Linked DNA regions of Homo sapiens: all the other regions are linked to region 1. Evidence: read pairs that join two places in POLR2A ChIA-PET (ENCODE). Cell type or tissue: IMR-90. All regions are shown on one strand.

Region 1 (8,000 bases):
ATGCCTGTGATCCCAGCACTTTGGGAGGCCAAGGCAAGCAGATCACCTGAGGTCAGGAGTTCGAGACCAGCCTGAACAACATGGTGAAACCCCGTTTCTACTAAAAATACAAAAATTAGCTGGGCGTGGTGGCACATGCCTGTAATCCCAGCTACTTGGGAGGCTGAGGCACGAGAATTGCTTGAACCCAGGAAGTGGAGGTTGGAGTGAGCCAAGATTGTGCCATTGCACTCCAGCCTGGGTGACACAGTGAGACTGTCTCAAACAAACAGACAAACAAAAGAGAATATCGCAGGTATTTAATCCATTTTGCGTCTTCTCCCCCATCCTCTCTGGGTCTCAATTAACCACATTTGGAAATAGGAATCATTCATTTGTACCTCATAGGGCTGCAGTGAAGGGAAGAGGTGACAAGGTCTGTGCACACGCTTTATACACTTGGGGGAGTTCTCCTTCCCCAAGGCTTAAAGGAGGGTAATTCCCTAAGCATATCACTCTGTGAATCCAAGGGTTTCCCTCCTGCCAGCTGTGACTCAGAGGGACCTCAGCCCAACTGCCACTGAAAGAGGCAGCAGGGATAGAGTCTATGGAAGCTGGACCTCCTGGTGTACAGGGGGTTTTGGAACTGGTGAGGCCAGGGTTTGAATCATGGCTCTAACACCGACTAGCTGGGTGAGCAGAAAATTCAATTTCTGGGCCTACCAAATTGAAGACCAGATCCCAGACCTTGGGACCCATCTCCGTCCCCCTCGAGGGTGCAGGTGTGTGGGCCCTGCCCCTGTCATCACAACGATAACAATGCCGTGTACCAGGAACTGATAAGCTCTTAGCATGAATGAATGCAATCACTCTTCACCATGATCCTAGGACCTAAGTGCTAGTGTGAACCCCTTCTTCAGAAGAAACTGATGGGTACGGGGGCTTACGCCTGTAATCCCAGCACCTGGGGAGGCCGAGGCCGGCAGATTACTTGAGCCCAACAGTTGAAGACCAGCCTGGGCAACATGGCAAAACCCCATCTCTACAAAAAATACAAAAATTAGCTGGGTGTGGTGGTGCGTGGCTGTGGTCCCAGCTATTTGGGAGGCTGAGGTGGGAGGATTGCTTGAGCCGGGGAGGTGAGGTTGCAGTGAGCCATGATTGTGCCACTGTACTTGGGAGACAGAGTGAGACGCTGTCTCAAAAAAAAAAAAAAAAAAAAAAAAGAAGTAGAAACTAAGGCTTAGACAGGTGAAGTAATCCCCATCCTGAGTCCACACACCAAAAAGGAGAGGTGGGTCTGAAACTCAGGTCTCTATCCTCCCAGTAGGAATGTGGCAGGCAGAACAATCATGTCCCCAAAGATGTTCCTGCCCCAATCCTTGGAACCTGTGAATATGTGATTACATAACAAAAGAGACGTTGCAGGTGTGATTAAGGTTACTGGCTTTAAAATAGAGAGCTTATGCCAAGTGCAGTGGTGCATGCCTGTAGTCCCAGCTACTCTGGAGGCTGAGGCAGGAGGATCACTTAAGCCCAGGAGTTTGAGACCAGCCTGGGCAACATAGTGAGACCCCTGTCTCTGAAAAAAAAAATTAGGGAGTTTATGCTGGATTATCTGACTGGGCCCAGTGTAATCACATAGCCCTTAACTTTCTTCAGCTAGAGGCAGAAGAGATGTGGCTGAAGGTCAGGTCGGAGAGCTGGAGTTATGAGGACTCCACAAGCAATTGCTGGTCTGAAGATGGCAGGAGGGCAACAGGACGAGGAAAGCAGTGGCCTTGAGGAGCTGAGAGGTTCTCCACCGACAGCCAGGAAAGAGGAATGTCAGCCCCGCAACTACAAAGAATGAAATCTGGCCAACAACCTGGATGAGCTTGGAAGTGGATTCATCCCTAGAGCCTCCAGAAAGAAATGCAGCCCTGCCGACCTGATTGTGGCCTTGGGAGATCCTAATCAGGGGACCCCGTGAGCCACTCTGTACCAGGACTTCTGACCTACAGAACCGCGAGAGAATAAATTGCTGTTGTTTTAAGCTTCTAAATTGTGGTGACTTATTATGGTAGCAATCAAAAATGGATACAAGGGATCACAGCCTTGTGAAGGTTTCTGTTTAGTAAAAACTGGCCCAGCATGAATTTCCATGTAAATTTTCAAATACAAAGAAGGGAGCTGTTCTTTGAGTTATTCTGACCATCCGAATATTCCAAATTCATTCCAATTACTGAGCACCTGCTGTGAGCTAGGGTACAGATGAGGCTACTTGGGGATAAGAGGTGAATATGACAGCGCTGGGTGCAGCGGCTCACGCCTGTAATCCCAGCACTTTGGGAGGCTGAGGTGGGTGGATCACTTAAGTTTGGGAGTTCAAGACCAGCCTGACCAACATGATGAAACTCTGTCTCTACTAAAAAATACAAAATTAGCCGGGCATGGTGGTGCACGTCTGTAATCCTGGCTACTTGGGAGGCTGAGGTGGAAGAATTGCTTGAACATGGGAGGCAGAGGTTGCAATGAGCTGAGATTGTGCGATTGCACGCCAGCCTGGGCAACAAGAGTGAAGCTTTGTCTCAAAAAAAAAAACAGGTGACTATGACAGGACAGACCCTTTCATTGCTTTGGTGGAGTTTAGATTCTAGGGGCATAAAAGAGTAACACACGGCCGGGTGTGGTGGCTCACGCCTGTAATCCTAGCACTTTGGGAGGCCAAGGTGGGCAGATTGCCTGAGCTCAGGAGTTCAAGACCAGCCTGGGCAACATGGTGAAACCCTGTCTCTACTAAAATACAAAAAAAAAAAAAAAGCCGGGCGTGGTGGTGTGTGCCTGTAGTCCCAGCTACTTGGGAGGCTGAGGCAGGAGAATTGCTTGAACCTGGGAGGCAGAGGGTGCAGTGAGCTGGGATCGTGCCACTGCACTCCAGCCTGGCGACAGAGTGAGACTCTGTCTCAAAAAAAAAAAAAAAAAAAAAAAAAAAAAAAAAAAAAAAAGAGTAACAGAAAAACAAGGGTCCCCTGTGAAGGAGACTGTTCCCTGAGGAGGGAGAGGCTTCTCAGTGGACCCAGGCACACTCCTGCCTGCCAGGGCTGGCTTTGGGAAACAGATCACTATTGATGAGCTGCAAACCGTTGTCAGGGAGGCAGTGCCTTGGCTTCCTAATTGGTTATTGATGGCAGAAAAGGAAGAGCTTGATGACGACTCAATCATTCTGGCCCAGGCAACCAGGGCTTTGGAGGATGTGGTAGTTCTGGGGACAAACAGTGACACCTGGAAGGTGTTTGCATCAATGAGGGCATCCATGATCCCCCCTGGGGTAGGGGGCTAGGTAGGGGGAGGTGGGTTCTTGGGTTCTGGCCTCAGCTGCTGTCTGAGAGTGGTGACATGGCAGGGCCAAGAGGGCAGCCTGCAAGCTGCTTGCAGACTGGGCTGGAGAGGCTGCCCACCACCCCTGGGCCCAGGCTGGGCTGTCAAGGACAGAGAGTAGTGGCTACCCTTACTCTGGCTTCCGCTTCTCTCCTGAGCCTCCTCTCTCCTTTTCTCCTCTGATGCCCACCTGTGCCTTCGAAGCAGTGGTTCTCAGCCCAGGCTTTGTATTTGGATCACCTGGCCTCAAGTGATCCTCCCTCCTGGCCTCCCAAAGCCCTGGGATTTATAGGCATGGGCCACCACGCCTGGCCTAACAGTGGTTTTAACTGGGAAAAATAATCCTAAAGGCCCCTCTGTGAGAGGATGAGAGGAGTCTTTATTCGGGTGTGTTCCAGGCTGAATGGCTCATCCCCGGCCCAACAGGTAGGAGGTGAGGGAGCTGAGTTGGGGAACCCCCGGGTCTTGGACTCCATGTGCTGCTGCCTCTTCTCGGCCCACAGCTTCCCATCCCACCCTCTCCAGAAGCCTCGCTCCTGCTGAATCTGTCTTCACTGTGACCTCCAGCTCCTCCACTGTCTGGCTCCTCCCAGCCCGCCTACCCCTCCCAGGGTTTGTCATCTCAGTTCTGTGTGATGCACATAGATTGCTGCCCCTGTCCTGCTTCTGAACCTGCCAGGCTGGTCCCAGGTCCCTGACAGGCCACCCCGACCCCTTCCTCAGCTCCTGCCACTCCCTGCAAAAACCGACAGGAAGTTTCCGAAAGTGACCAGTTGATTCAATTGCAAATTAATATTCTGCAGCTTGGTTGTTACTGGCAACTGTGGTGAATCATTTCTCTTTCATTCCCAAGGTCATTTGACGTCAGCCCCCTTTTCCCCACCGTGAACACAGCTGCCTAAGTCCCGCTTCCGTCCTTTCCTCCTTTCCTCCATCGCTGGAGGTTCTGTCACCCCATTCAGTGTCAGCCCCTCCACCAGGGCCCATCATCCCAGACCCTCCTGCCTGCTTAGAGACCGTGTGCTTTCACTCTTTCATTCACTCATTCATCCATGCATCTGTTTACTCAACACAAATTTTCCAAGTGCCTGCTTTGTGTCAGGCACTGTTCTGACCCTGGGGACACAATGGTGATCGAGGGGGGTCTTTGTTCTTTCTCTTCCCTTTTCTTTGTTGTCTATTGAGCCCAGGAGTGGGGTGGGTTGGAGTGACACATGGTGGGCTCAAGGGGCCATGGGGGAGGTTTGGATGGCTGGTTATGCCTATGACCTCGCTATTGAGAACGTTATTTCAGAGAAGGTAGAAGGATCAGTGCGTTTCTTCAAGCTTTACTGAAGTTTTGCTGCATATATAAACCCACCTGATTCCAAATGATCCCTGGCAGACGGCAGAGGTCATTTCTGTCCACGAGCCAGAGAGATGCTGCCATGTGGCAAGGGCAACACCCCTGCTCATAATGTGCCCACCCAGCCAGCTTTGGAAATGATGCAATTCTTTTTTTTTTTTTTTTTTTTTTTTTAAATAAGCCATTTAGCCAGGCGCAGTGGCTCATGTCTGTAATCCCAGCACTTTGGGAGGCTGAGGCAGGCAGATCACTTGAGAACAGGAGTTCGAGACCAGCATGGCCAACATGGTGAAACCCCCGTCTCCAATAAAAATACAAAAATTAGCTGGGAGTGGTAGCGCATGCCTGTAATCCAGCTACTCAGGAGGATGAGGCAGGAGAATTGCCTGAATCCAGGGGGTAGAGGTTGCAGTGAGCCGAGATCAGACCACTGCACTCCAGCCTGGGCAACAGAGTGAGACTGTCTCCAAAAAAAAAAAAAAAAGCCATTTATTTAGATATTGTTTATATACCATACCTTTTGCCCTTTGAAAGTATACACTTCAGTGGCTTTTATATTATTTACTTTCTTTTTGAGACAAGTTCTTTTTCTTTTTCTTTTTTTTTTGAGACGGAGTCTTCTTCTGTCACCCAGGCTGGAGTGCAGTGGTATGAACTCAGCTCACTGCAACCTCCACCTCCCGAGTTCAAGTGATTCTCCTGCCTCAGCCTCCCAAGTAGCTGGTATTACAGGCGCCCATCACCACATCTGGCTAATTTTTTGTATTTTTAGTAGAGATGGGGTTTCACCGTGTTGGTCAGGCTGGTCTCGAACTTCTGACCTCAAGTGATCTGCCCGCCTCGGCCTCCCAAAGTGCTGGGATTACTGGCGTGAGTCACTGCGCCTGGCTGGGGTCTTCTTATATTGCCTAGGCCGGTCTTGAATTCAGGTGATCCTCCTGCATTGGGCTCCCAAAGTGCTGGGATTACAGACTTGAGCCACTGTGCCCAGCCAAAGACAGGTTTTTTGCTGTGTTGCACAGGCTATTCTCTAACTTCTGGGCTCAATGATCCTCCCACCTAAGCCTCCCAAGTAGCTAGGACTGGAGATGCAAGCCACCAAGCCCAGCTTCAGTGGCTTTTAGTTCACACATTTGTGCAACTATCACCATTATCTAATTCAGAACACTTTCATCACCCCACACCCATTTGCAGTCATTCCTCATTCCCCCTTTTCCCTGGAAACCACAAATCTACTTTCTGTCTCCAAGAATTTGCCTATTCTGAGACTTTCATTTAATTGGAATCATACAATATACGGCCTTTTGTGTATGGGTTATTTTACTTAGCATGATGCATTTGTGATTCATTCATGTTGTAGTATACATCAGAACTTCATTCTTTTTTTTTTTTGAGACAGAGTCTCGCTCTGTTGCCCAGGCTGGAGTGCAATGGCAGGATCTCAGCTTACTGCAACCTCCGCTTCCTGGGTTCAAGTGATTCTTCTGCCTCAGCCTCCCAAGTAGCTGGGATTACAGGTGCCTGCCACCACGCCCAGCAAATTTTTTGTATTTTTAGTAGAGACGGGGTTTCACTATGTTGGCCAGGCTGGTCTCGAACTCTTGACCTCAGGCAATCCACTCGCCTCGGCCTCCCAAAGTGCTGGCATTACAAGTGTGAGCCACTGCACCCGGCCTTTTTTTTTTTTTTTTTTGAGACAGAGTTTCGCTTTTGTTGCCCAGGCTGGAGTGCAATGGCGCGATCTCGGCTCACTGCAACCTCCGCCTCCAGGGTTCAAGCGATTCTCCTGCCTCAGCCTCTCGCGTAGCTAGGATTACAGGTGCTCACCACCACACCCGGCTAATTTTTATATTTTTATTTATTTTTTATTTTATTTTATTTTTTTTCGAGACAGCGTCTCACTCTGTTGCCCCGGCTAGAGTGCAGTGGTACGATCTTGGCTCACTGCAACCTCCGCCTCCCGGGTTCAAGTGATTCTTCTGCCTCAGCCTGGCCAGCATGGTGAAACCCCGTCTCTACTAATAATACAAAAAATTAGCTGAATATGGTGTCGCGTGCCTGTAAGCCCAGCTACTCGGGAGGCTGAGGCAGAATAATTGCTTGAACCTGGGCGGTGGAAGTTGCAGTGAGTTGAGATTGCGCCATTGCACTCTGGCCTGGGTGACAAGAGTGAGACTATCTCAAACAAAACAAAACAAAACAAAACAAAACAAAGAAATGGTGCCAAATCTTATTTATTAATTTAGAGACAGGCTCTCTCTCACTCCCGTTGCCCAGGCTGGTGTCCAGTGGCGCAATCTTGGCTTCCTGGGCTCAAGTGATTCTCCCCTGTTAGTCTCCTGAGCAGCTGGGATTGCAGGCACACACCACCGCACTGGCTAATTTTTTTTTTTTTTTTTTTAGTAGAGACAGGATTTTGCCATGTTGCCTGGGCTGGTCCCGAACTCCTAGGTTTAAGCAATCTGCCCGCCTTGGCCTCCCAAAGTGCTGGGATTACAGATGTGAACCACCGCGCCTGGACCAAATCTAATTTAGAGCATTAAAAAGTATTCATGGCCGGTAATGGTGGATCACGGCAATAATCCCAGCACTTTGGGAGGCTGAGGTAAGAGGATCACTTGAGCCCAGGAGTCTGAGACCAGCCTGGGCAACATAGCGAGACCCTGTCTCTACTTAAAAAAAAAGCCAGGTGTGGCAATGTGAACCTGAAGTCCCAGCTACTTGGGAGGCTGAGGCGAGAGGATTGCTTGAGCCCGGGAGTTGGAGGCTGCAGTGAGCTATGATCAGATTGCACTAGTGCACTCCAGCCTGGGTGATAGGGTCTGGTGCACTCCAGGGCCTATCTCAAACAAAATAAAACAAAACATTCATTATTAAACAAAGGAACTAAAATAAATGTGTGAATCTTTAAACTCAAGAAGTTAGAAAAAGAGCCACAAAATCAAGGAAAATAAGGAAGAAAGAAAAATAATAAAATCGGAGATTAATGATTGAGAAAAACAGAAAAAAATGATAGAGTTGCTAAGATTAAGAATGGATTTTTTGGTTGGGTGTAATTCCAGCACTTTGAGAGGCCAAGGTGGGAGCATCCCTTGAGACCAGGAGTTGGAGGCTGCAGTGAGCTATGATCACTGTACTCAGCCTGGGCAACAGAGTGAGACTGTGTCTTAAAAAAAAAAAAAAAAATTGGCCTGGCGCAGTGGCTCACGCCTGTAATCCCAACACTTTGGGATGCTAAGGCGGGTGGATCACCTGAGGTCAGGTTTTCAAGACCAGCCTGACCAATATGGAGAAACCCCGTCTCTACTAAAAATAC
Region 2 (8,000 bases), 130 kb after region 1:
CCCCGTGTGGACACAGATCCCACTGGAAGATCCCCTCTCCTGCCCAAGCACTTCACAGCTGGACCCTGCTTCACCCTCACCCCCTCCTGGCAATCAATACAGCTTCATTATCTGAGTTGCATAATTCTCGCCTCTCTCTGGTCATTGTTAGGAGTGGGGGTGGGGAGAAAGTGGGAGAAGCATCTCTTTGGAGCTTGTCATAGCACCTGGCTATGGCCCCTGGGACTGGGAGAAAAGTCCTGGGGGTGGGTTGGGCTCAGGTCCCAGGATATCTTTCGCCATCTCAGAAGACACAGATAGATGTGTGTACCAGGTCATATGTGGTGTCTCCTAGGGTACGGAGGGATATTCATTCATTTACTCACTCATTTTCATGTGTGTCCATTCATTCACCAGATATTGAGTGCCTCTATGTCAGGCACTATGTTAGGTTAAGGATTCCTGATGTTTTTGTGATCAGGGATTCCTTGGAGAATATTGAAAGCTATAGATCTTTCCTTCTGCCCCCTACCTTCAAATAAGCATACATACATTTGCATACAATGTCATGGGGTTCATGGGTCTCCTAGAGCTCCTTACCGGAGGTCCATGAACCGAAGTAGGAACTCAAGCTCTCCTGACAGTCTTGTCTCCCTCCACCCCACCTGCTCTTGCCTCTGGTGCTGGATCTAATCCTTCTTACACTTGGTTAACCTAGGGCAAGTTGATGACCAGCTCCCAGCCTCAGCTGCCATTTCTGTAAAAGGGGCATAATGATAGTATCTACCTCATGGGCTTGTTGGGAGAATTCACTGGAAGAATGCATTTAAGGCCTCCAGCACAGGGCCTGGCATAGTGCTGGCTCAAGGCATGGCTGTGCTGGCGATACTGGGTAAACTATCTCTAGGGCATGGTGATTATCCATTCACGATGAGAGCATTTTTAGAGGGTTTGAGAATAGACTGGTTTCTAACCCTGGCTCTGTTCTGTAACAGATGTGAGCTTGGAAAGTCTGAGTCTCAGTGTCTTTACTTGTATAGTAAGGATGCTGAGCCCTGCCTCTTGAGGTTGATACAAGAATCCAATGAGTGACTATACCTTAAGAGCCAGGACTGTAGGAGACTCCCCTGGGTGGGGAATGCCTTTCCTTCTCTTTGGGGGGCTAGAAAAGGAGTGGGAAGGCAAGGAGCCTCACCCTAGTAAGTGGTGAAGATTCCAGAGGTGGGTGGGGCTCATTGCCCCAAGCTAGGAAAGAGTTGACTAGTCCTGTGTCAGTTTCAACAGCTCATTCATTTGGCTGCCTGAAGAAAACTTGTAGGGGGAGTCAAGGGTAGGGGAGAGACTGAAAAACGACTAAATTTGGGCAAGGGATCTGAAAGCCTGAGCTTTTGAATCAGACTACTTGGGTTGGAGTCCTGGCTCCTATGCTGAATAGCCTTGAAGAGTTTGGGCAAGGTACTGAACCCCACATTCCTCTTTCACAAGGTAGGGAATAAATATCTTTACTGCATAAGGGCTGATACAGGAGTGAATGACCTCATGCAGGCAATGAATTTGGCATTGTGTTTGGCACATAGTCAGCACCCTATAAATGGTAATGGGGTGAGTTATTAGGAAAAGGAATGAAGAGATGTTGGTTTCTCTTGTTCCTACCTCCACCCCAGGAGAAAGAGGACTGCTTTGTACTTCTGAAACTCTGGGATATCTTTTAACCTAAGTTTTGTCATCAAAAAGGGTTGACCTTAGGTGATCCCTGGGTGAGGATGGGCCATCCTGGAGGTGAAGTACTAGAGTTTCAGGGGTACAGGGGACAACTCAGGAAAGAGGAAGGTTTGAGGGTGCTTCCTCAGAGAATGAGAAGAGGTGGGTTTGAGGGCCCTAGGGGGTACAGGACCCTAGTGTGGGGAGGGGCTTTGTGATACTCCCAGGGGTGTTGGACTCTGGTTCCTAAGGTTCCTAGTTGGGCAATGAACCTCCTGCCCAAGTGTGGCAAAGAATCTCGGGAATGGCCCACATTTGAGAGGTCACATGGGCCTGGACAAAGAGCAAAATATGGCAAGAGTCACCAGTGGGGACTGAAGCCCAGAACGCCCTCAACTTCCTAAGAATCCCCAGACATCTCTCTACCTTGGAGGTGGAACCAGATTAAAGTCTGTGCCCAAAGGAGATTTGCTTTAGAGGAATATAGAAACGTGAGGTCTCTTAGACTGGGGTGAGGTGGGGCGAGCCTCCTCTCTGAGTGGTTGCCGTTACTGTTTGAAGGGAATACACAGGAGACCTGGGCTTGCTTGCGGGTAAGAATGGCGGCTGGCACCACCTGGCTGAAAGCAGGCTCAGAACCAGGAGAGGAGGAAGTCAAGCAGGGAGGCTGGGAGGTAGTCCCACCCTGTGCTGTCAGGCTCCAGAGGAAGAGGGCAGCAGGGCAGTGGCCACCGGGGTCTCACATGGACTCCCCTCCTCCCGGGATTTCCCCACAATACCTCACTGGGGAGGGTAGGGCCAGTGTTTGGATCCTGCTGATGAACAGGGCTCTTGTTCACAGAGCCTGGCAGCCACAAGCATCCAACTCAAAATATGAGTGAGCCCAGCAGCTTCGACAATGGTGACCGCCTTCCCTTGGCCTCCGCTCAGCTAAACAATAGACGAGCAAAGTGACTCGATAGCACAGTCTAGTGGAGGCAGCTGGGATTGCATCTCTGAGTCCTGGGGCTGATCAGGTGCCCTCTCTGGCTCCGCCTCCCTCTAAACCCTCTCTCCACCCTCCCAGCACTCAGAACCCGGCAGTCCTAGGTGAGCCACCGGGAAGACTCCTCCAACCTCACCGTAGGGAGACTGGCTTGCTCCAGGTCCTAAGGCTGAAAGTGGCAAAGTCCTGTCCATGCTCAGGCTTTGCCACGTCCTGGGTGGCTTCATTCCTGTTCCGTTCTTTCTCAGGGATGAGATAAAACTGAGAGACTTATGGGATCAGTGTGCATTTTTCGTAGCTTACTCCATGGTTTTTGTTTTATGGGGTGGAACCGACCTTGAAATTCTCAATCCCCTTTATTTTTGGGAGCTTTTTTTTTTTTTTTTTTTTAATGGTGAAAAGATCTCTAATGTGTCCAGGGAACTCTATAGGCAGCAACTGGCATATGTACCTTCCTAATCAGGCAAATGGCACTTCCCCAAAGCCACAGACAACCTGGCTTGGGTAATGTAGGCGACTATTCCTACAGGAAGATGTCAGAGGAGGCAGCCCCAAGGAGGCCTGATCCCCAGGGGCTGGGGGGTCCCGATGTCCTTGTGGGACCCCAGGAATTTCCCTGGCCCACCTCACTGAGCTTGGAGGCTGCCACAAAGGGGACCAGGGGATGCCAGGGACTTCCAGGGCGATGGACCGGCCTCAGGCAAGTGCAGGGCAGTCACCAGCTCCTCCTCCATTGCCGTTTGCTGAGCACAGGCTTTCCTGACAGGGCTTCCCTCTGTGCCACTGTAAGGCCAGGCTTGGGAAAGGAAGTCTTTTTCCTTTAAGGTGCTCTGATGAACTTTAGGGGTGACTTGGCTTGAGAGAGAGGGCAAAAATAGACACACAGAAATAGAGAGAAACAAATGGATATAGAGTTGAGAGAGAGAGAGAAAGGGAGAGGGAGAGAGTCAGAGAGACAGAGTCAGGGATAGAGAGGATAGTGAGGGCCCTGGGCCAGTACTAGGCAGGGAGGGGCATTCATTCATTCATTCATTCATTCATTCACACATACTTATCGAAACTTAACTGTTGTAGGTGTAGGGGAGATGGGGTGAATTGAGACAGACTGAATAAGAAAAGAGACAACATGAGGAAGAAGGTAGAGAGGGACCCAGTGCATGTGTGGGGTTTGGGACAGAGAGCAGGAGCTCTGAGCCTGTGTCCACTGTAGCTCCTGATCACTGGAGGGCAAGCCCTGGCTCCATTCTGCCTTGTTTAGCTCTGTGACTGTGGCCAAGATACCCTCTCTGAGCCTCAATTTCCTTACCTGTAAAATGATTTAAAAATTAATGCATACCTCCTAAAACAGTTGGTGAAGATTAAATTCGACAGTGCAGGCAAAGCAACGAGGGTCTTGCCTGCAACACTGGAGGTTCCTTGACGGAAGGAACTATGATCCTCCAAACATTCAATGTCCTCCCCAGGCCCCACAGGCACAGGTCTTTGATCCTAATGGGGGCTCAATAGGCCAGAAGGATGGGCTAATAATAAGCAAGGGAGCTGAGAACCCAAGTTGCCCAGATGGTCCATGGGGAAGTTGGGAGCAGGCACAGTGCCACCGACAGTCAGGATGATGTCCCACCATGTACCAGACCCACACCAGCAGTTTTACAATATGAGTTCTTTTAAGCCTCACAACAACTTCATGAGGCCAGAACTTTTTTTTTTTGTTTGTTTCTTTGAGACCAAGTCTCACTCTGTCACCCAGGCTGGAGTGCAGTGGTGTGATCTGGGCTCACTACAACCTCAACCTCCCAGGTTCCAGCGATTCTCCTGCCTCAGCCTCCCAAGTAGCTGGGATTACAGGTGCCCGCCACCACGCCCAGCTGATTTTTGTATTTTTAGTAGAGACAGGGTTTCACCATGTTGGCCAGGCTAGTCTTGAACTCCTGACCTCAGGTGATCCGACCGCCTTGGCTTTCCAAAGTGCTGGGATTACAGGTGTGAGCCACTGTGGCTGGCCAAGCTCAGAACTATTTTTTTTTCCCCACTGAAATCTTTTGCTTGACTTAACCCACTGCCCTTTAGCCACACAGGACTCCTGCCCTGGCAGTCACTTTGCTTGTTCCCACCTCAGGACATTTGCACATGCTGTATGCCCCTCCCCTTTGTCCTTCTCCTGGCTCACTTCTCCTCCCCCTTCACTCAAGTGTCTCTTTCTCAGGGAGAAGGTCACTGGTACCCCAGACCATGCCACACCTTTATTATGTGCTCTCCATTCCCCACCAACCGTGCTCACCTCAGTTGTGAATTACATGTTCATTTCTGCAGGTCTATTTTATCCCATAACTGTCCATCAAGATAAGGGCTTGCTCATTACTTTACCCCCAGCACTCAGCCCAATGCCTGGCACATAGTAGGTGCTCAATAAAGGATGAATCCGAATTTGGAATGAGGAAACAGGTTCACAGAGGGGAAGCAACTTTCCCCAAATAAGTGGAAGAATCTGGCTTTACACCATGACCTGCCTGGCTTCGAAGCCGGTGCTCTCATCCTCACTGCTAGGTGTGTCCCAGCAGACACAAGCCTGGGGTGCCTAGACTCAGGTGGAGGCACGTATGTGGGCCCACTCCATCCCCTCACTGTGGTCTGATAGGGTCTGAATTGGGAAGGGTGATGGCAAGTGCCTGTTGTATGAGAAAGAATCAGTGTTGACAGACAGGTGCAGGTACCCACAGCCCTGCGCCAGTGGGCAGTGCACACCTGCCTAGATGGCTCATGGAGGCTCCAGGGGAGGAGCCGTGACTCAGCGGGTGCTCCCTCTCCCAGCAGCCAGCTACATGCTGACTCAGGTCCCTCCCTGGCCCCACCTGGGGATCAATGACAGACAGCAATGGGTAGTAAGTTGGGGGTGTGGGAGGCTGCTTGCAGGCAAGCAAGAGGGCTCCCACAACCAGAGCAAAGCTGTCCTTGAGCTGTCTCCAGGTCCCTATGTCCCCAGTGGACGATACCTTTGCCTCTGGGGACACCTTGCAAGTGGGATCTTTGGTTCTCTCTCTGTCCCTCTGTCTGCCTCTCTGGGTCCTTGCAGCCCCTTCTCTCCTACTCCATCCACTCCCCAAGGGGAGGGCCTGCATTTGGGTTGCTGGCACTGGGTCTAGCTTGCAGCCTTGCAGCCTTGCACACTGGCTGTAGAGAGGCAGTGTTGATTCTCGCTGGGTCTCAGGTGCCGGGGTGCCATGGGCTCCATGGTTTCCATTCCTGGTTCATTCTTTGGAGGATTCCCATGGGAGGTGTTGAAGGTGGGGCTCAGAGGGCAGACCCTGAGCCCTGAGAGGCTGGAAGAGTGAGCCATGCCACATGACCTAGAAGAAATCACTCACTCAGGCCATGGCTGTTGGCCTTCCTCATCCCTGGCCCCATCTTGCCCAGTCTGGTTCCCATGCCAGGCAGAGAGCTTGGGAGAAGGGAAGAGATGCTGCCCTGCTGCAGCTGGAACAAGACCTCCTATCTGGACCGCAGGAGCTGCAAGCACAGCAAGATCCTCTTTGTATTGGAACAAGGCCAGATGTAGGGGGAGGAGGGCCAATGTGGCAGGGGCTACATGTGGGCAGCAGTTGGGCATTCATCTAGGGAGCCCTCTTTCTTTTTTTTTTGAGACAGAGTCTCGCTCTGTCACCCTGGAGTGCAGTGGCTGGAGTGCAGTGGCGTGATCTCTGCTCATTGCAACCTCTGCCTCCCGGGTTCACGCCATTCTCCTGCCTCAGCTTCCCAAGTAGCTGGGACTACAGGCGCCTGCCACCACACCCAGCTAATTTTTTGTATTTTTAGTAGAGACAGGGTTTCACCGTGTTAGCCAGGATGGTCTTGATCTCCTGACCTCGTGATCTGCCCACCTCAGCCTCCCAAAGTGCTGGGATTACAGGTGGAAGCCCTCTGTCTTTATGGCCCTTGGCAACAGTGCATGAAGGGGCTTCTCATGAGGAAACTGAGGCCAACTTTGAGGACCACAGGGAAAGGGAGGGTGAAACTGGCACGTGGCCCAGCCTTGCCTGGCTGGGGAGCTACTGTGCTGTCCACCCCACAGTGGTCCTCATGCACAGCTTTCTTTCCCTGGCAGCTGGGAGGAGTTCTGAGGGACGAAGCCTGCTGCTTCGGGCTGAGTGAGGCTTAAGACAGGGCTGGAGGGTGGGAAGTGGAGAAGGTGGGTGAGGACAGGGGTTGGGGTTTGGCACCAGGGCTGGAAACCAGGGCCATCTGTCAAGAGGCTTAGCTGGCCAGGGGAGCCCCAGCTGGGAGCTTCTGCTCAGTCAGGTGGGTCTCAGCTGTTCTTAGGATCCCCCAAACAGATACATTTGCAGATGACAGAGCAGGGTTCTGAAAGTGCCACTCTGCTGGCTCTCTCCAGGGTGGCCCATCCACAGCACCACTGACTTCCCTACCCAGCTCAGGGACCCAGGACCTGGGGCTTACATCCCAACCAGAGTGGCGGCATCAGCATGGGCATGGGGAAGAGGGTAACTTTCCAGGCCTTGGAACACATTGCGGCAGATTCTGGGCTTCCCAGCAGAGCTTGGCAAAAACCTTGAATGGTTTAAAACCATTTGAGAAAGTAGAAAGGGAATCAATTATACCCACTAGCCTTGATCTAAGAGTCTTCCATGTATTAACTATCATAAAATGCCTTCAGTATTCTCTGAATATTGAATAAAAGAGAATTATATTCTCTTTTAATTTTCAAAACTTAAACTACCTGTTTAATTTTTAATGTAACATATTCTGTAACACCCATTTAAATATTTATTTAACACATTTTGGTAAATTAACTCACCTTTCATTTCAATAAATATATTTATAAAGGAAATCTTACATTACTACAAAAAAGGAAAATCATAATCACTTGCCAGAAGCAGAAGGAAATGACATACAGAAATACTTAACTTCTAACTAGATGCTGTTACTTTCTAAAGGTTCTGAGCCCAAAGTTGGCTCTCTTTTTTTGAACAGGGTGATTGACAAGTGTGTGGGTCGTTAGAGAAGCCATAGTGTCCAAATGAGATTTCATCCTTGACTAATCAGAAGATTGAAAAATAGAAAAAGAGGCCAGGTGCAGTGGCTCATGCCTGTAATCCCAGCACTTTGGAGGCTGAGATAGGAGGATCATTTGAGCCCAGGAGTTCAAGATCAGCCTGGGCAACATAGCGAAATCTCATGTTTATGAAAAAAAAAATTAGCTGAGCATGGTGGTGTGTGCCTGTAGTCCCACCTACTTGGGAGGCTGAGGCTGGAGGATGGCTTGAGCCCAGGAGGTCAAGGCTGCAGTGAGCTGTGATCATGCCACTGCATTCCAGCTTGG
Region 3 (8,000 bases), 300 kb before region 1:
AAAGAAAAAAATGCATTCTTATCAGACTTTTATGTTTCTCATATATAGCACTGTTTTCGACAGACTTAAACATAGTTATTTATTATATACCACTTTTTTGCACAAATCAAAAGGAAAATTGGCTGGGTGCAGTGGCTCACACTTGTAATCCCATCATTTTGGGAGGCTGAGGTGGGCGGATCACGAGGTCAGGAGTTTGAGACCAGCCTGGCCAACATGGTGAAACCCCATCTCTACTAAAAATAGAAAAAATAGCTGGGCGTAGTGGTGGGCACCTGTAATCCCAGCTACTCGGGAGTCTGAGGCAGGAGAGTCGCTTGAACCCGGGAGGCGGAGGTTGCAGTGAGCCAAGGTCACACCATTGCACTCCAGCCTGGGCGACATGGTGAGACTCCATTTCAAAAAAAAAAAAGGAAAATAAGTGAAATAAACAAAAAAATCAGTTTAACTTTTTGCCATATCAGACATCCTTAGAAGAATAAACATTGGCCGGGCGCGGTGGCTTATGCCTATAATCCCAGCACTTTGGGAGGCTAAAGCAGGCTGATCACCTGAGGTCGGGAGTTTGAGACCAGCCTGACCAACATGGAGAAACCCCATCTCTACTAAAAATAGAAAAAAAAAATTAGCCAGGCATGGCGGTGCATGCCTGTAGCCCCACCGACTTGGAGGCTGAGGCAGGAGAATCACTTGAATCCGGTAGGCGGAGGTTGCGGTGAGCCGAGATCGTGCCATTGCACTCCAACCTGGGCGACAAGAGTGAAACTCTGTCTCAAAAAAAAGAATAAACATTAGGCTCTGTTAGTATGAAAAAGCCTTGTTTATGTATGATTTTTCCAGTGCTGAAAATGGGATGGAGATTTAGAAGCTTTGGAGGGAGGTGGTTTTATGTTTTTCATGTGTCCTGGATTCCTCTTGTGTGGCCATAGCAGAGGGCAGTGATAGGGGCATCCCTTACAAATGCCCTTTTACTGTCTGGCTTGGTTAGAGTTCTTTGGCCAAGTTCCTGCCTCTGTTGTTATGGTCCTCCTACCAGTTCATTTAGGGATCAAGAGTTAATGAGTCTCTCGGGTCGTTTTTGTGAGGTCCAGCTTTGTAAGGAGTCCTTCCTTCCTTACGTCTTGGCTTAAGACATGTCCTGCTGCTGCTAAGTTGTCACAGTCCCATAGGGGGGCAAAATGAGAGGAGCTTTTAAGACGGACTTCACGATTGCAGCATTTTAAATGGCTACATGTTTTATTTCCTTAGCTTTAGTGTTTCTGTAGAGAAAAGAGATGGATTTCAATTTTTTTGCATGTCACTCTGACAAAGTTCTGTTTCCCTTACAGCAGCCAAGAAACTAAAATAAGGCTAGGCTTAGTGGCTCATGCCTGTAATCTTAGCACTTTGTGAGGCCAAAATGAGAGGATCGCTTAAGCCCAGTAGTTTGAGACCAGCCTGGGCAACATAGTGAGACTTAGTCTCTATAAAAACATTTAAGGCTGGGTGCGGTGGCTCACGCCTGTAATTCCAGCACCTTGGGAGGCTGAGGCCAGTGGATTGCTTGAGGCCAGGAGTTCGAGACCAACCTGGGCAACGTGGTGAAACCCGCCCCCCATCTCTGTAAAAAAAAAATACAAAAATTAGCAGGGTGTGATGGTGCATACCTGTAGGCCCTGCTACTTGGGACGCTGAGGTGTAAGTATCACCTGAGCTGGGGGAGGTCGAGGCTGCAGTGAGCTGCGATCACACCACTGCACTGCATCCTGGGTGACAGAGTGAAACCCTGTCTCAAAAAAAAGGGTTGGGGCTAAAATAAAAGATATATTAGTTGGCACTCCAAAACAGATCAGGATTCTATGCATGAAGATTATTTCTCTTTGCTCACCAAAACAGGCAAAGCTATTTATGAGCCAGAGGGTTAAACTTCAGATGTTTCACATTTCAACTAACTTAAGGCTTTATATTTTCCTGGGAAGTTGCTGACTGCTTTACCTAATATGGGAATACCTGTCTTGAATTAAGGATCTCTTGTTATATCTCCTGGGCTGGGAAACAGCTTGATCTCTATAGGGAGTCTTTCTTATGGTAAACTTGAGGGATTTCAAATTGTTTTCTTTTCTTTTTGACGGAGTCTCGCTCTGTCACCAGGCTGGAGTGCAGTGGTGTGATCTCAGCTCACTGCAAACTCCGCCTCCTGGGTTCAAATGATTCTCCTGCCTCAGCCTCCCGAGTAGCTGGGACTATAGGCGTGTGCCACCACACCCAGCTAATTTTTGTATTTTTAATAGAGACGGAGTTTTACCATGTTGGCCAGGATGGTCTCGATCTCTTAACCTCATGATCCGCCCGCCTTGTCCTCCCAAAGTGCTGGGATTACAGGCGTGGGCCACTACACCCAACCTCAAATTGTTTTTCAAAGAGAAAACACTTACGTGTCTCAGCATATACCTAGTGTGACTGGACAACAAGATCTAAAAGAATCAAGGGATCCATAGACTTAAGAGTCAGGACATCCTTACCTGATTCCTTGAGCTGATAAACTTAACTTCTCTGTATGTTTTCCTGATGGGCACAAATAAGAGCAATTCTTATTAGGCCCTTACTACCTAGGTATTGTACACTCTTTGCGATTAGGATTTTGCCTTTTATTTCTCTATTCAGATTGTTAATGGGAACAACTGAACTCTCAATTCATGTCCCGGGTTTCCTGTAGTTGCTGTTCGTTTGCTGCAGCTTTGCATGGTGTTTTTGAGTTTGTGGCCTCACTTAACTGAAGAGCTTGTGGGCATGCCTCCCCAGCTTTCTTCCTTACCTGGTTTTAAATTCTTAGGAATGTGTCCTTCTAATCTTCCTCTTGAAGTTTCAGAGCAAGCACCTAGACATTTCAGTAAGCCTCCAAACTGAGTGGGAATTTATCTTTGACCTGGAACCCAAATCAGTGAGAAACACTATTTTCCTTTTGCTGTGCACTAAGTGTAGTCAGATGTGAAGAAATGGGAGATGGGAGGAGAAATAAGTTAAGGAAGGGATAAACCTAGGAATACAGAATTCTCAATACCGGCAAATTAATTGAACCCTGATACTAACAGATGGCAAAGTAGATAATCATAACTGGAGCAAAGGTAGAGTACAGAGAAAGGTTCTCTCTTAGTGCTTTAGTTCAGATCCACATGTTAACTAGTGCCAGAGAAACAAGAATTTTGAGAAAATATAGGGCCAAGTGAGTGGCAGTTGCTTAGAGTCCAGTCCACTCCCAACAAACAGAACTCTGATTGGCCGAAAGCCCAGCCTTATTGTACATTCCAGCCAATCAGGGATTAGTTTAGTCATTGAAGTTTGTATTTTAATGGTTTTGAAAAGCTGAGTACTGGGCACTTGCTTTTTTGTTCTTCGGGACTTTAGAAGTTTGGAGAACAATAGTCAGCAGTTGCCTAGTTGCTTTGTGGCCTGATGCAGAGTCCCTCTGAGAGCCCATTTCTCCCTTACTGCACTAGTCTTTGGTCCCCTTTCTCCAGCACTGAGTGATGTGGAAGTTACTCAGAGGTCTTTCCAGGTATTCTTTTAAACTTTTGAAGTAAGAACAAAATTCAAAGTGCAGTTATCCTAACAGGCTATTCATTTTATTGGAGTGACACTGTTTTTCCTTCTCCCATTCGGATCAAAATGGCAATTCCTATGTTTTACCCTCACCATGGGTAAGAATATGAGTGGTTGAGGCTTTTGAGAATGGTAATAGGAGGAATATATGACTCTCAGGTCTTATTCTGAGACGTGAAATTCTATTGGCATGTGACTTACAATTTGTGTGGGGAGGCCAGATTGTCAGATAAGCAGTGTTAACCATCTCTCTTGATTCTAATATTACTTTTGGAGAGAGTGTGAGGGGCAAGCAGGACCCTCTCTTGTTTTTGGAGTTTCTGTCCTGAGAGTTCTTCCTTGGACAGTTTGCCCTGAGACAGTTAACCACCTGTTGAACTAAGGAACCAAGACAACTTTGAGAAGTGAAATACCGTTGACAATCCAGGCTCCTCCCCACTCTAGTTCCCATCTCCACCCCACCCCACTCCACCCAAAAAAACTCAGGAAGCAGCCTTTATATATATATATTTTTGAGACAGAGTTTCATTCTTGTTGCCCAGGCTGGAGTGCAATGGCGCAATCTTGGCTCACTGCAGCCTCCGCCTCCCGGGTTCAAGCAATTCTCCTGAGTCAGCTTCCTGAGTAGCTGGAATTACAGGCATGCGCCACCACGCCCGGCTAATTTTGTATTTTTTTTTTTTTTTGTAGAGACAGGGTTTCTCCATGTTGGTCAGTCTGGTCTCGAACTCCCGACCTCAGGTGATCCACCCGCCTTGGCCTCCCAAAGTGCTGGGATTATAGGCGTGAGCCACTGCACCCGGCCTAGGAAGTAGCCTCTTTCTTTCTCTCTTTCTGTCTGTCTCTTTCTTTCTTTCTTTCTTTGTGATGGAGTCTTGCTGTGTCTCCAGGCTGGAGTGTGCAATGGCACGATCTCGGCTCACTGCAATCTCCGCTTCCTGGGTTCAAGCTATCCTCCTGCCTCAGCCTCCTGAGTAGCTGGGACTACAGTTGCATGCCACCATGCCCAGCTAATTTTTTATATTTTTAGTAGAGACGGGTTTCACCATGTTGGCCAGGATGGTCTTGATCTCATCACCTCAGGATCTGCCCGCCTCGGCCTCCCAAGTGCTGGGATTACAGGCGTGAGCCACTGCGCCAGGGCAAAGCAGCCTTTTCCTTAATTGTAGTTCCTCAGTTTTAAATTTTTGATGGGTGCTGGTGTCCCTATAGTGGGAGATGTCACAGAATAGGGAACCGAGGGATGGAAAATGGTGGGTTTGGGGATATGTTATGAAAACAAGCCTCTGGCTAATGCTGAAAAGCCAGTGACTTGTATCCTCAGAATGGTTTCAGAGAAGCATGTTTCCCAGAAGTAGCTTCATTGTTGGGTCTCCTCTCCCCAGGGATAAGTGAAGGTTAGGTAGATGTAATAGATTGTGACACCTCTCATTTAAGGACCTAAAATAAATTTCCAACTCACCGTTGAGACAAGTATTTCCAAGTGAATATGTTTCTGCCTGCAGTGATGGGATTTCTGTAGGGATTGAATTGGTTGCTTGCTTTTTCTTCCTTACTGAATAAGGCATAGCCAGCTGCATAGCCAGGCACAGCTTGCTGGCTGGTGTCCGTCCCTGCCTGAACAGTAGGGAGTGCTGCTGCTTTGTGTAGACAGTCTGTGACTCCTCTGGTGCATTTTGGGTCCCTTCTGACTCTGCCCGTGTTGAGGCTTCTCCTTGAATGTCCACCCAGAGGACAATTTGAACTGGTATGTTAAGGAATTTTCTTCATCTTCTGCCTTCTCTTTATTAGCGGAGATGTGTGGAGGGTTGTTCCATTTGTGCTTTAAAGTGAAAACTATCTATTCTGTAGGAAATTGGGTAAAGAAAGCTGAGTAGCAGATAGCTTTGCTAAAAGGTAGCAGTTGGATAGCGCTCACCTTCTATTTTTTTCTGGATGAAGCACCGAGCATAAATACCTTGCCATATTTATAGAATTATTCCAAGTCATATATCTATGGCCCGGCGTGATGGCTCACGCCTTTAATCCCAACACTTTGGAAGGCAGAGATTGGCGGATCACTTGAGGTCAGAAGTTTGAAGACCAGCCTGGCCAACATGGCAAGACCTCATCTCTACTAAAATAAACAAAGATTAGCCAGGCATGGTAGTGGGGCCCTGTAATCTCAGCTACTCAGGAGGCTGAGGCAGGAGAATCACTTGAACCTGGGAGGCAGAGGTTGCTGTGAACTGAGATCACACCACTGCACTCCAGCCTGGGCAACAAGAGTGAGAGTCTGTCTCAAAAAATATATGTCTGACCCGGCGCGGTGGCTCACGCCTGTAATCCCAGCACTTTGGGAGGCCGAGGCGGGCGGATCATGAGGTCAGGAGATTGAGACCATCCTGGCTAACACGGTGAAACCCCGTCTCTACTAAAAATACAAAAAAATTAGCTGGGCGTGGTGGCAGGCGCCTGTAGTCACAGCTACTTGGGAGGCTGAGGCAGGAGAATGGCGTGAACCTAGGAGGCGGAGCTTGCAATGAGCCGAGATGGCGCCACTGCACTCCAACCTGGGTGACAGAGCGAGACTCCGTCTCAAAAAAAAAAATCTATATCTATATATATATATCTATACCTGTGACTTCCACTTATCTATGTGAAACTTATATTGACATTTCACTTGTAGAATAGTAGATTTTTTTTTTTTTCTTTTTTGAGACGGAGTCTCACTCTTGCCCAGGCTGGAGTGCAATGGCACAGTCTCGGCTCACTGCAACCTCCGCCTCCTGGGTTCAAATAATTCTCCCGCCTCAGCCTCCCGAATAGGTGGGATTACAGGCACCCTCCATCATGCCCGGCTAATTTTTGTATTTTTGTAGAGATGGGGTTTCACCATGTTGCCTAGGCTGGTCTTGAACTTCTGACCTCAGGTGATCCACCCTCCTTGGCCTCCCAAAGTGCTGGGATTATAGACATGAGCCACCTTGCCCAGCCTAGATTTTTTTTTAAAAAAGAAACTTCTTACCGGGCACATGCCTGTAATCCCAGCTACTTGGGAGGCTGAGACAGGAGAATCAGTTGAACCTGGGAGGCGGAGGTTGCGGTGAGCTGAGATCACGCCATTGCACTCCAGCCTGGGCAACAAGAGCGAAATTCTGTCTCAAAAAAAAAAAAAAAAAAAAAAAAGGCAGTTTTTTCTGGCCAATTGTGGTGGCTCATCATGTGTGTAATCTTAGCACTTTGGGAGGCTGAGGAGGTGGATTGCCTGAGCTCAAGAGTTTGAGACCAGCCTGGGCAACATAGTGAAACCCCATCTCTACTAAAATACAAAAATTTAGCTGGGCATGGTGGTGCGTGCCTGTAGTCCCAGCTACCAGGGAGGCTGAGGCACAAGAATCGCTTGAACCTGGGAGGTGAAGATTGCAGTGAGCCGAGATCTCACCACTGCACTCTGGCCTGGGCAATAGAATGAGACTGTCTCCAAAAAAAAAGAAATTTTTTTCTTAAAGAAGAATCTAAATGATATGCTTTTGGTAAGATGGAATAGAAGTTAGGCTCCTGGGCTCCTTTTACTTTATTTTGTCATGAAGGTCAGGGAGAGTGCAACATGAAACAGGCCCTGTGACATGCCATTGGGGACAAGAGGTCTCGGACTGTGGGAAGGAGGAAAGAATTTCTACTCTGACTGGCCAAGATCCCGTGAATTCTGAAGGGTGGAGGGCATTTCTAGATCAACAGGCAACTAGTAAGTTTGACTGAATAAAATAAATGGAGCACAACAATCATAGAGTAAGGCGACATTTGGGGAGTAGTAAATATAAGAGGAATGCATAAGGGATATTGACTCATTGGCAGTATAAAGTATTATTATTAATAGCCTAAAGGAAAAGAAAAGTATCTTTTTCTTTTTCTTTTTTTTTTTTGAGACAGGATCTTGCTCTGTTGCCCAGGCTGGAGTGCAGTGGCGCGATGTCAGCTCACCGCAAGCTCCATCTCCCGGGTTCACACCATTCTCCTGCCTCAGCCTACTGAGTAGCTGGGACTACAGGCGCCTGCCACCTTGCCTGGCTAATCCTTTTTTGTACTTTTAGTAGAGATGGGGTTTCACCGTGTTAGCCAGGATGGTCTTGATCTCCTGACCTTGTGATCTGCCTGCCCAGCCTCCCAAAGTGCTGGGATTATAGGCGTGAGCCACCGTGCCTGGACTTTTTTTTTTTTTTTTTTTTTTGAGACGGAGTCTTGCTCTGTTGCCCAGGCTGGAGTGCAGTGGTGTAACCTTGGCTCATCACAACCACCGTCTCCTGGGTTCAAGGGATTCTCCTGCATCAGCGTCCCGGGTAGCTGGGATTACAGGTGCATGCCACCACGCCCGGCTAATTTTTGTATTTTTAGTAGAGATGGGGTTTCACCATATTGATGAGGCTGGTCTCGAACTCCTG

The links. Peaks named below come from ENCODE experiments on the same cell type or tissue, not always from the same donor. Only the 100,000 strongest peaks of a DNase experiment are listed, where the experiment ranks them.
Region 2: POLR2A ChIA-PET joins it to region 1 with 5 read pairs; 2 of 35 experiments call an interaction of 5 or more read pairs at or near these places.
Region 3: POLR2A ChIA-PET joins it to region 1 with 5 read pairs; 5 of 35 experiments call an interaction of 5 or more read pairs at or near these places.

What each region holds. Positions count from the first base shown.
Region 1 is chr17:41,701,818-41,709,817 of GRCh38, reverse strand. No RefSeq gene overlaps it. Among named protein-coding and RNA genes, the nearest start is that of GAST, 6.5 kb to the left of the region's middle. RefSeq lists enhancers at 1,122-1,649, 3,974-4,766. In IMR-90, no CTCF peak of the experiment used is centred here; a DNase peak (open chromatin) is centred at 4,187; H3K27me3 peaks cover 366 bases.
Region 2 is chr17:41,574,403-41,582,402 of GRCh38, reverse strand. KRT14 (keratin 14) reads left to right here. Exons shown (of 8, transcript NM_000526.5): 8 at 1-124. Among named protein-coding and RNA genes, the nearest start is that of KRT9, 6.3 kb to the right of the region's middle. RefSeq lists a silencer at 2,702-2,751 and enhancers at 1,826-2,812, 6,443-6,942. In IMR-90, a CTCF peak has its summit at 2,656; no DNase peak of the experiment used is centred here; H3K27me3 peaks cover 3,346 bases.
Region 3 is chr17:42,006,586-42,014,585 of GRCh38, reverse strand. The region is part of intron 1 of DNAJC7 (DnaJ heat shock protein family (Hsp40) member C7); the gene reads left to right. Among named protein-coding and RNA genes, the nearest start is that of DNAJC7, 6.9 kb to the left of the region's middle. RefSeq lists an enhancer at 3,116-3,645. In IMR-90, a CTCF peak has its summit at 5,210; no DNase peak of the experiment used is centred here.